2 separate regions of the Mus musculus genome follow, and region 2 is linked to region 1. Evidence: chromatin contacts called from ENCODE Hi-C data. All regions are on one chromosome and are shown on one strand. The core of a region is the stretch at or near the end of the contact, and the rest is flanking DNA. Distances in the headings are between cores, read along the strand shown. Region 1 has its middle 250 kb from the start of Gm23276. Region 2 holds the start of Dach1 (dachshund family transcription factor 1).

Evidence for each region. Hi-C counts contacts between places; a loop is a spot of excess contacts on that map.
Region 2: a map of gastrocnemius shows a loop between it and region 1 (2.8-fold over the local background). The contact joins the promoter of Dach1 here to the enhancer-like site in region 1. A Hi-C loop is called at or near these places in 4 of 37 maps with a recorded cell type or tissue (gastrocnemius and heart).

Annotation. Positions count from the first base shown.
Region 1 is chr14:97,584,599-97,589,759 of GRCm38, reverse strand. No RefSeq gene overlaps it. Among named protein-coding and RNA genes, the nearest start is that of Gm23276, 250 kb to the right of the region's middle. Within about 2 kb of position 1,373, at least 1 of the 3 ENCODE cell types and tissues checked has a DNase peak (open chromatin) inside an H3K27ac peak, as active enhancers do; it is gastrocnemius, where a contact is called at or near this core.
Region 2 is chr14:98,168,130-98,173,142 of GRCm38, reverse strand. Dach1 (dachshund family transcription factor 1) reads left to right here and starts at 3,378. Exons shown (of 12, transcript NM_007826.3): 1 at 3,378-4,660. The coding sequence starts at 3,834. Gm33583 (a long non-coding RNA gene) reads right to left here and starts at 3,239. Exons shown (of 2, transcript XR_003951195.1): 1 at 3,177-3,239.

The DNA.
Region 1 (5,161 bases), core at 124-2,623:
TCAACAATGTAACTAACGTTGTACTTTTAAAAAATGTTAACATGGCTCTGATTTGGTTAATACAGAACCAACAATTTCAGACACCAGTCTTACTTACCTTTATGCAACCGATTCAAACACATATTTTATGGATGATGTTTGGATAGTATTATGGTATGTGATAGTCATTGATAGTCTTACAAACTTAGGGAAATCATAAAGAAACTTGGAAAATAAAACACTTTTTAGTGGTTTAGAATGTACTTAGAGGTAGCTGTGATACTAACCTTAGATTTGGAAAAATTAAGAGAGTTTTTACTAAGAAGTGAATTATATTAAGACGAAAAGCCCAAATTGCAGTCTGCATTTAATGTATAAATACTTACAGTGTCTTTGATATTGTAGATATTTGACCCGAATCCAATTCACTAGCATGGATACTATGAAGTTACCTAGGATAACTTATCAAGAGCTCCATTTACTGTGTATCTGTATATGTTTTATCTTTCTTTACTTTTACAATATTTTACAACAAAAAAGAACATAACATCTTGTATGTAGTTATAAAATAAGAAACAAATTTATACATATACATATATATACACATAAATGTATATACACACATATATACATATATATGTATATATACACATATATGTATATACACACATATATACATATATATGTACATATATATACATATGTACATATATATACATATGTACATATATATGTATATATATGACTTTCCATAAGAGCAAGATAACTTCATAAGCTCATTTAGCTGATGCACAGGTTCAAGGCAGATAACAACTAGTAGACAAAAATGTTAGCGTGCTCAGTCTTACTGGGTGATTTGATGAAGCAAGTACAAAAGAAAGCTCAAGTAGAGTGATAAACATTTTGTAGAAGGCAGTGGCTAGAGCGTCTCTTCTCAGGCTGTTTGCCAACTAAATTATTCTCATGCACTGCTTTGTTTGGAAAGACAGTCTCTGAAGTACAATCACACCCATTTCCCAAGATAGACTAGTTCTTTAATAAGCGCTCTGGTCTGTTGCCCTCACTCAATTTCCCTAAGTTTTGATGAAACTGTTGATTGACTATTTTCACAATTTGCAGTTGAAGCAATTTGTCTGTATGTGGGCGTTTGGGGGTGTTCATGTTTATATTTCAGGTCTGAGAGAAATCTCCAGGGTTAGAGTCGTCAGATCCACATTTTACTTTTGTCAGAAGTGGTGCAGGACCTGAGGAGCACGTTGAAAACAGTGTAGTTGGACAAGCTCCCCGTGTAGATTAATTCAATGCACAGCTGGGGCTGGAAAGGCAAGCCCATTCTAGGGAATGAAGAATGGCCGATCAGGGGTGGGGCTGCCCGCCTCCCTCTCCACAATGTAGTAATCCTCAATTTGGCACTGCTTTAAAAGAAAAGAAGTCTAAATTGAGGCCAGCTGATTTCTTACTGAATCAGCCAGCTGGATGTGGAGCCAATTTCCGCAGCCTCCACGCTGTGGTAGCCAGGAAATATTTTAATTGAAAGAACTCTATGTTGACAAATACCAAAGACAACCTATTTATAGCTTTTAAACAATATTTATGGAATGCCTTTATTTAATAACATTTCTCTTTAAACTTGCTTGCAAAATAGAAAAAAAACTGTCAGGCAAAGGCTAAAGCTAAATGATATGGAAAGAAAATAAATAAAATCAGAGGGAAGGAAGAAAAGGATAATTGGTTTAATTTTATACAAAAAGCAACAGGCATGTGTTACTGAGGCAGGTTATATAAATCTATGAAAACTCATTTCGAATCACAAGAAATGATTTTTCTTAAAAGTTTATAATCTGGAAGAGTGAATTATATAAAACTAGTGAGCATAAATGTTTAAGCACTTAGTTATTAAATCTATGTCAACGTATGTATATTACCTGGGGAATTTTAGTCACAATGATTTCTTATATATTTTCCTTTTCAAATGAAACACATTTAAAATTATCTGCAATGTCATCTAAAATCCAATACATGTATTGTTCCTTAATAGTGCAGTAATTAAAAGTGTCCAATTCGATTATAAAGATGATATAATCTTTGAAATACATACTCTTAAGAGTGTGAAACAGTTTATTGGCCTTGCACCACAATTAAAACTATTTGGCTCTTTCAGTCATTATTCAATCAATAATCTTTAATGTTTGGAAGTAACACTTTACCTTTACAAGTCTTTATATAACTCTTTGTTTTTTTTTTCATAATTCAGCTTTTGCAGCAGTTGATATAATGTGTATTGGTATATATTTTTTCTTATAATCAAGAATGTTATCATTTGTACTAGACCAAAAAGAAGTGATGAGTTAGACAAAAAAAAAGCATGGCTTAGATAACTGTTCAGTAAACAGAGAAATAGTAGCAAGCCCCAAATTCATGATGATGTAGTTTTATTATTGGAAAACCATAAATATCATGACACAAATACCCTGGATATTTCAAAGGTGTTCTTCAACTTCCAGCTTCTTGGGAAGGTTGTTAATATAGTTGTTTTTCCATTACTGTTGCTATTCGTTGGGGAGTGGGGGACTTGCCACACGTGGCTTTGCTGTTCTCCGTGGTGTGCTATAAGGCAGCTCTCCCTAGTGGACACTGAGTTACCATGCACAGGAGTAAGGCACGTTTACATCCTTCTCCATATATAGCAACATATGTCACAATGTAGCCATACTCTGCATACAGTTTAAAAAATAACCTTACCTCAAATGATAAAATCCACTGTTAAATCCATCTCACAAGGTGTTTGGCAGGCACTGTCCTTTTCCAAATCCATTATTAATTGACATAATGATTAAGAAAGGACAAGAGAATTCTTTTATTTCATTTTGGAAGAAATAAGGAGAGTTATCTGGGTTTGTGGAATACTGGAATAATAATTTTCAGAGTATTTTTATCAATTAAATTAGAATATTTTTGGTGAGAAACTATTGAGCACTACTTAATCATGAAGGAAAGTGCCTGTCAGAACTTCATAAGCAATCGTATTGGAGAAGGAGACGTATCTCATTACTCACTTTCCATTTTTATGAAATGCTCATCCACAAGTGCAATGATGCATTCATAGGTTTACACCTTCTTTGGGAAAAAAAAAAGAAGACATTTTGCATTTAAATTGCCCTTACTTTCCTTAAAGCAGCTAAGGAGAAGGGTGCTAGCTTCAGACGAGCAATATAAAATAAAACGTACTTAAACGATCATGACCACTTTTGAAACACTGAATTTTGCTTTAATTTTAATTTATAATTAAATTTCAGTAGCTTATTTTATACAGGAAACAGTCTCTTCTGGGGTACCTGAATCAAAGCATTAGATGGTGTTATAATTGGTGGTGGTGGTAGGGTACATAAACTCAGGCTGGGTTAAGGACAGCTGGACCTAGAGGCTATACCCATTGTGGGGTATTCATTGTTTGTCATTAAAAACATAAGAAAAGGCCACATACAAAAGGAGAATCATTTTATGGGCAACCACAATGCCCTTAAAATTTTCTGTTTTCCTGAAGCATCTTGAACTTTGTTCAAATTAGCTGTTAGAGAAAGCAATTATCCAGGTAATTTATCCTGTAGTAAAGGAAGTAGCGGTCCTGCTACTATGGCTTTGAGAATTTGGAAGGATCCATAAGTATCTACCTAGAGTTGAAAAGTTGTGTTCACACACTAGTTATTCTGTGCTTATTGTTTGACTGAATCTTTGATTACATTAATACTGCATGAGAAAAGAAAAAAAAAGCCACTTCCAAGTCAGACATGCATGTATGTAAGTTTTGGGGTCAATTTTGATTAAAGAACAGCTGAAACTAGCAGTCAACCCTGAAGATGTAGCCTCTTGTTCAAGTGTATGAAGAAACACAAAGCTTAGCATTTTCCCTCACCTGTGGAAGCCAGAAGATGAGTTCACAGAAGGGGTGGCACGAATAGGAATGAGTCCAACCTGGAGAGTCCAGGAGAGGAGGGAGGGAAACAGAATGGAGGAAAGAGGAAGGAAATTGAGGAGGACCTGAGAACAAGAGGATACGGAGATGAGCTTCTAGTGGTCTATACTGCAGCAGGATAACTGGGTACAACAGCAGCTAATTCTGTTTGAAAATACCTGTGATGGGAGCTTCTCGACCTCACAAACTTGCATTCCCAGATCATGCTGAGGTCATGGTCTAGCCAATCGCCCTGATCTGGTCCTTGTGATCCTTGTACACGGTTACTTTGTGTCGCTGCTGCACTGCCCCAGCAGGATGTAGAACTATGTGTCAATTAAAGATAGACATAAAATTTAAAATAACATGGAAAATGGTATTTGTATTCAGGGAAAAAAAAATGCTTGTTTTGGCAGTTAATGCTCCAGGATACTTTTTTATTTCTGAAAGAAATTAAAAAAAAAAATGAAGGGAAAGGCAGTTGAAATGAAAGGGGTAGGGGGAGACAGTGGCAACTGTGACAGTCATTGTATTTTAAGGGCTTAGTTCAGATCCAAAATCTTTCCCAGCTCTCTTTGAATATGGAGAAATTGGAAGAAATTGTCAGACAGGTTACCTACTGAGAAAGACTTCGGTGATTGATTGGATATCACCCACTTTTTAAAAACAAAAACAACTGTTTTTTTTTTCATATGCTAACGGCGTGAGTTAAAAAAGAAAAACAAAAGTGGATATTAGCCCAGAAACCTACAATACCCAAGATACAATTTGCAAAACACAAGAAAATCAAGAAGGAAGACCAATGTGTGGATACTTCATTCCTCCTTAGAATAGGGAACAAAATACCCATGGAAGGAGTTACAGAGACAAAGTTTGTAGCTAAGACAAAAGGATGGACCATCCAGAGACTGACCCACCCAGGGATCCATCCCATAATCAGCCACCAAACTCAGACACCACTGCATATGCCAGCAAGATTATGCTGAAAGGACCCTGATATAGCTGTCTTTTGTGAGGCTATGCCAGTGCCTGGCAAATACAGAAGTGGATGCTCACAGTCATCTATAGGATGGAACACAGGATCCCAATGGAGGAGCTAGAGAAAGTACCCAAGGAGCTGAAGAGGTCTACAACCCTATAGGTGGAACAACAATATGAACTAACCAGTACCTCCAGAGCTTGTGTCTCTAGCTGCATATGTAGCAGAAGATAGCCTAGTCAGCCATCAGT
Region 2 (5,013 bases), core at 2,129-4,628, 580 kb before region 1:
GACGAGATGTAGTACAGTTCTGTGCCTCCCTGAGTTATTAAAAGGGTCAAAAACAAATCCCCACAGAATGCATCTTTTTATACTCAAATAAAATGATACTTACCAAATCCCAACTACAAATCCATCTTTTTACACATTTATTCTTCCCCTTTGAAACCACAGGTTGTGGAAGCATGTTTTTATGTGTCCCCATTTGCCACTGAGCCTTTTAACCAAATAGGATGCTCTCATCGCCCACTAAAGTGCCTGCTACCATTCAGGTAATCACCAGGTCTTTAGCTGCAACAGCTACTTTGTATTTTCTCACTGTCTCCTGCAAAGCTTGCAGCTCTTCTCCAAACTGCATTTTATACTGAGCTGAAGTCTGTATCCTGTGCCGATTTTTGTTAAGTAATAAATGATGAGACCATTCTTTTTATGAGTTCCCATTCTAATCGGGCTCCTCAAATGGGGAGAGGAGGGGGAGGGGAGGGGAGGGGCCAGAAGAGGGCAGAAGGAGGGAAGAAAATACCTTCCCTGAACTGTACAAGCTAAGCTTCAAACGATATCCTAAGAAAGAAATTAAAGACTTCTTAATTAGTGCAGCAATTAAGCTTTCTTGGTAGCATTTTAATCAGCATAGGCCCTATCAAAGGACAAACAGAACGATTTGCAGGTCTTTGAATTTTAAACAGTCTTATTGATTTCAGCACAATACGTCTCCACAAAACATAGGGAGAATTTTCTAATATCAGTTACAGTACTTTGAGTTTTGCTTATTCAAATTGAATGAAGGTTAGGAAAGAGTAGATGGATGGAGAGCATCTTAAAAACCAAGACCTGTAAAACAATAAACAGGACAAAAGCTTTCCATGCGAAAGATTCAATGGGGAATTTGAAATCTTTCTTAAGTTGATCTATGTGCTGTGTTAAACACGGTTTGACTTCTTCATCGCAGGAAAGAATTTCTCCAAGAATAGGAAAGAAAGAGATAAAAGCAGTATGCTTTTCCAGGCGTTCTCTTTCCGGTACATTTTATTTTGCAACCTTTGACTTTACAAACCCTATTGTTTGGAAGGAACAAGTGGTGGTTCCTTCAAAAGGTTCAGAAACCTGAGGTGGGGGGAGGGGAGGAGTCACATATAGGTACAGGGGCTTTGCTTCTAAGTGAAGCCCGTGCATGGAGCCCTTGTTTCCCTGCAGAACATTTGAAGTTGGCTGGAAGCAGGGTGGAATTATAGCTATGCATCACTGCTTCTCTTCCTGTTTGTTGCTTCTTCAGAGTGTGGCAGATTTTGGATGAGTGATAGTTTAAGGAAACATAAGAATGAGAATGGTAAGGTCAGGCTTTGCCCACTTATAACTGGCCGTTTCTATTTGTGGTACCAATAATTGAAACATTCCATAATTTACCATTTAAAAAGCACACTAGATTTTATTGAAGTTAGGAATGGCATTCACAAATAAATTAGTTTTTTTTTCTTTTAGAGTTTAGCACTTTCCACAGTGTTGTATTTCACAAATGCAGCAATTTGACATTTTAAAAATTGGCAATATTTCTAAAATATATTTTGATATTTGTGGTATATACTGAATCTATGCTTTTAGTTAAGAATAGGTTTGATGATTCAAAAATTATTAAACCTCACCTCATTATAACACACTGGGGCAAACAGCTGTGAAAGCTTCATCTATCTTTGTAGAAGTTTATATACTTTTATTCAATTTTTAAAAAATTCTTACACTGTAAGAAAGCCTTCCAATGCAAGTATTGTGCCTCAAAGTTTAGCATAAAAGAGTAATAAGACAATAGTGTCATATTTCACTTTAACGGATTCCTATATACTTAGACAATAAACTTCAGAGTTCAGTGGATTTAAAAAGATAAAGACAAAAGTGATAATTTCAATACCTAAATGGCAAAAATAACATCCTAACATTTCTCAAATCAACAAGCCTGTTATAATAGTTTATTTCTTAAATCTGTCATATGCTGCCTCCTCACATCTTATGAAATCTTTAGACATGTGTAGACAGGTTCAATGCCTAACTACTCCAGATTCCTAGAGATATAAGCAACAAACACACAGGACCTATGCTCAAATTCTATGCTGGTCAAACATCCCGGAAAAAACATCGCTGTGCAACAAGTTAGAGAAGACAGGAGGAGAAAATGAGTGTCTTACTCCCCTCATGCAGCCCCAAACCACTATTCCCTTCTGCCTTCTGTGTTTACAAGTCAACCAGGAGGCTTAGTTTCTATTTCATTCTTTACAAACACATTCTCACTGAGAAAGCAAAAACGAAGTTCCCAAAACATAGCAGGACTTTCCAAATATGAAAGGAACCCAATAATTATTGTGTGACTTAAATAACACACTTTCGACTCTCCTCGGGTACTGAAGGAGAAATGAGAGTTGATTACTGTGCAAGACCAGGTGAATTAATTAGAGTTTTGGGTAAGAAACATCAGTGTGTTTTTGTATTCTACTTTCTAATCTTCAAGGACAGCTGATCTCTTTAGAAATTTCTAGATAAAGAAGTCATCCCTGACCAATCTCTGGAGGTGAAAGGGAAGTTGTTTTAATCCACTGTATCCCTGTCTACTAGGATCAGGAGCACCCATTATTCTTAAGTGACTTTCTTCCCGCAGCTTGAAAACTCTTCTTTATCTTTATATAAACATTTTTGATATAGAAAAAAAACCCGTCAGATACACAAAATAGTCCACACTGCTTACATGTGAATTTTCCTATAATAATAATAATAATAATAATAATAATAATAATAATAATAATAATAATAATAATAATTGCCCAACAGTCATGAGCTGGGGATGTTTCCTTTTGTAACTGCTTGCACAAATGCCCCGCGCGCGCGTGTGTGTGTGTGTGTGTGTGTGTGTGTGTGAACCTAAATCCTTGAAGGTGAGCTGGCAGCGGCACCGCCGCTCTTTCAGTCATGAGGCGTTTGCTCAGAACCTTTTTGGGGTGGGTGGGTGGGTGGGAGCTAAGAGTCTTCTCCTTCAAAGCCACAGAGGAGGTGGCAGGGGATGTAACGGTAGCAGCGCGAGAGAAGTAGATGACCAGCTTTCTCTCCCTCTCTCTGAGCACCACTCTTGGGCCCCGGCTTTTCTAGGGCTTTCCTCCCACCCTTTTCCTCCGTACCCTCCCCCCCCACTCCCGTTTTCTACCCACCCCCTTTCCTCGGTCTCGCGCTCTTGGAGTCTGTGCTCCGAGTTCCTGGTTGGATAATTTGGGTTAATACTAGTGAGTGAGGTTTTCGCGGCTTCAAAGGGTATTTCAAGTATCCGGAGCTCCTCCCCTCCGCACCGTGTGACAACAACAACTCGTCCAGCCGGCAGCCTGCACTTTCAGCTCATTTTCTCTCTGTCATTCCCCTCTCAATCTTTGATCAATGTACTTGCCAGGGAGAACCCAAGTCCCTCAACCCTCCTCCTTTTCACCTTCATCCTTAACTTTGTGCTAGAGCGGGACCCACACACCACCAGCCGACCCTCCCCGCCCCACCCCCGCCTCTCCCCCCCCAAGAGCAGCCCGCGATCCCAGCCCCGAGAGAGGACTCGCATTTCGACTTGCGGGACACTTTTGTGCGTTTCTCTCTCGAGCGCCTCTCGCGCTCGCCCCTCCTGCGCTCGCTCTTTCTTAACCTCACCTCCTTTTTCTCCTCTTCTCTCCCTCTCTCCAACTAAGGTTCCTTCCTAGAGTGCTTGTTGTCTCTGCCCCCCCCCCCACCTCGATCCTTGTCCCCCTTTCTCCCCCTTCCCCTTTGGGGGGTGTGTGGCAACTTTTCCCCCTCGCTTCTCCTCCTTCTGTTTCCCCTTATATGTGACCATGGCAGTGCCGGCGGCTTTGATCCCTCCGACCCAGCTGGTCCCCCCTCAACCCCCGATCTCTACTTCTGCTTCCTCCTCGGGCACCACCACCTCCACCTCCTCGGCGACCTCGTCTCCGGCTCCATCCATCGGACCCCCGGCGTCGTCTGGGCCAACTCTGTTCCGGCCGGAGCCCATTGCCTCTTCTGCTTCTTCTTCAGCCGCGGCCACAGTCACCTCTCCTGGTGGCGGCGGCGGCGGCAGCGGAGGCGGCGGTGGCAGCGGCGGCAACGGAGGCGGCGGCGGGAGCAACTGCAACCCCAGCCTGGCGGCCGGGAGCAGCGGCGGCGGCGTTAGCGCTGGCGGCGGCGGCGCCTCCAGCACCCCCATCACCGCGAGCACCGGCAGCAGCAGCAGTAGCAGCAGCAGCAGCAGCAGTAGCAGCAGCAGCAGCAGTAGCAGCAGCAGCAGCAGTAGCAGCAGCAGCTGCGGCCCCCTCCCTGGGAAACCCGTGTACTCAACCCCGTCCCCAGTGGAAAACACCCCCCAGAATAATGAGTGCAAAATGGTGGATCTGAGAGGGGCCAAAGTGGCTTCCTTTACGGTGGAGGGCTGCGAGCTGATCTGCCTGCCCCAGGCTTTCGACCTGTTCCTGAAGCACTTGGTGGGGGGCTTGCACACCGTCTACACCAAGCTGAAGCGGTTGGAGATCACGCCGGTGGTGTGCAATGTGGAACAGGTTCGCATCCTGAGGGGACTGGGGGCCATCCAGCCCGGAGTGAACCGCTGCAAACTCATCTCCAGGAAGGACTTCGAGACCCTCTACAATGACTGCACCAACGCCAGGTAAAGAGCGGAGGGGAAACCTTCTGTCGCCCTGGTCCTTTCCCACCCTCCTCCTCGCCCTTCCCCTGCTCCCTTCCCGGCGCCGCCCGCTCAGCGCGTCCGCGAGCTGCGCGCCCTGGCGAGCACGGCCCTCTCCTGTCGGTCCCCGGGGCTAGTCTCCTTCGCCCGACCTCCTGGGCAAGTTCGCACTGCTCGCGGCCTGATCCGTGCCGGCCGGGTGTTCCTGATGCTTCCTAGGGCATTCGGGCTAGGCTGCCGCTGAGCTTGGGATGCAGAGTGGGGAACCAGAGGAAGGTGCCTTCCCAGGAGTCACAGCCCCTTCCCGGGCGCGCTGGTGACCTGCACCCGTTCCG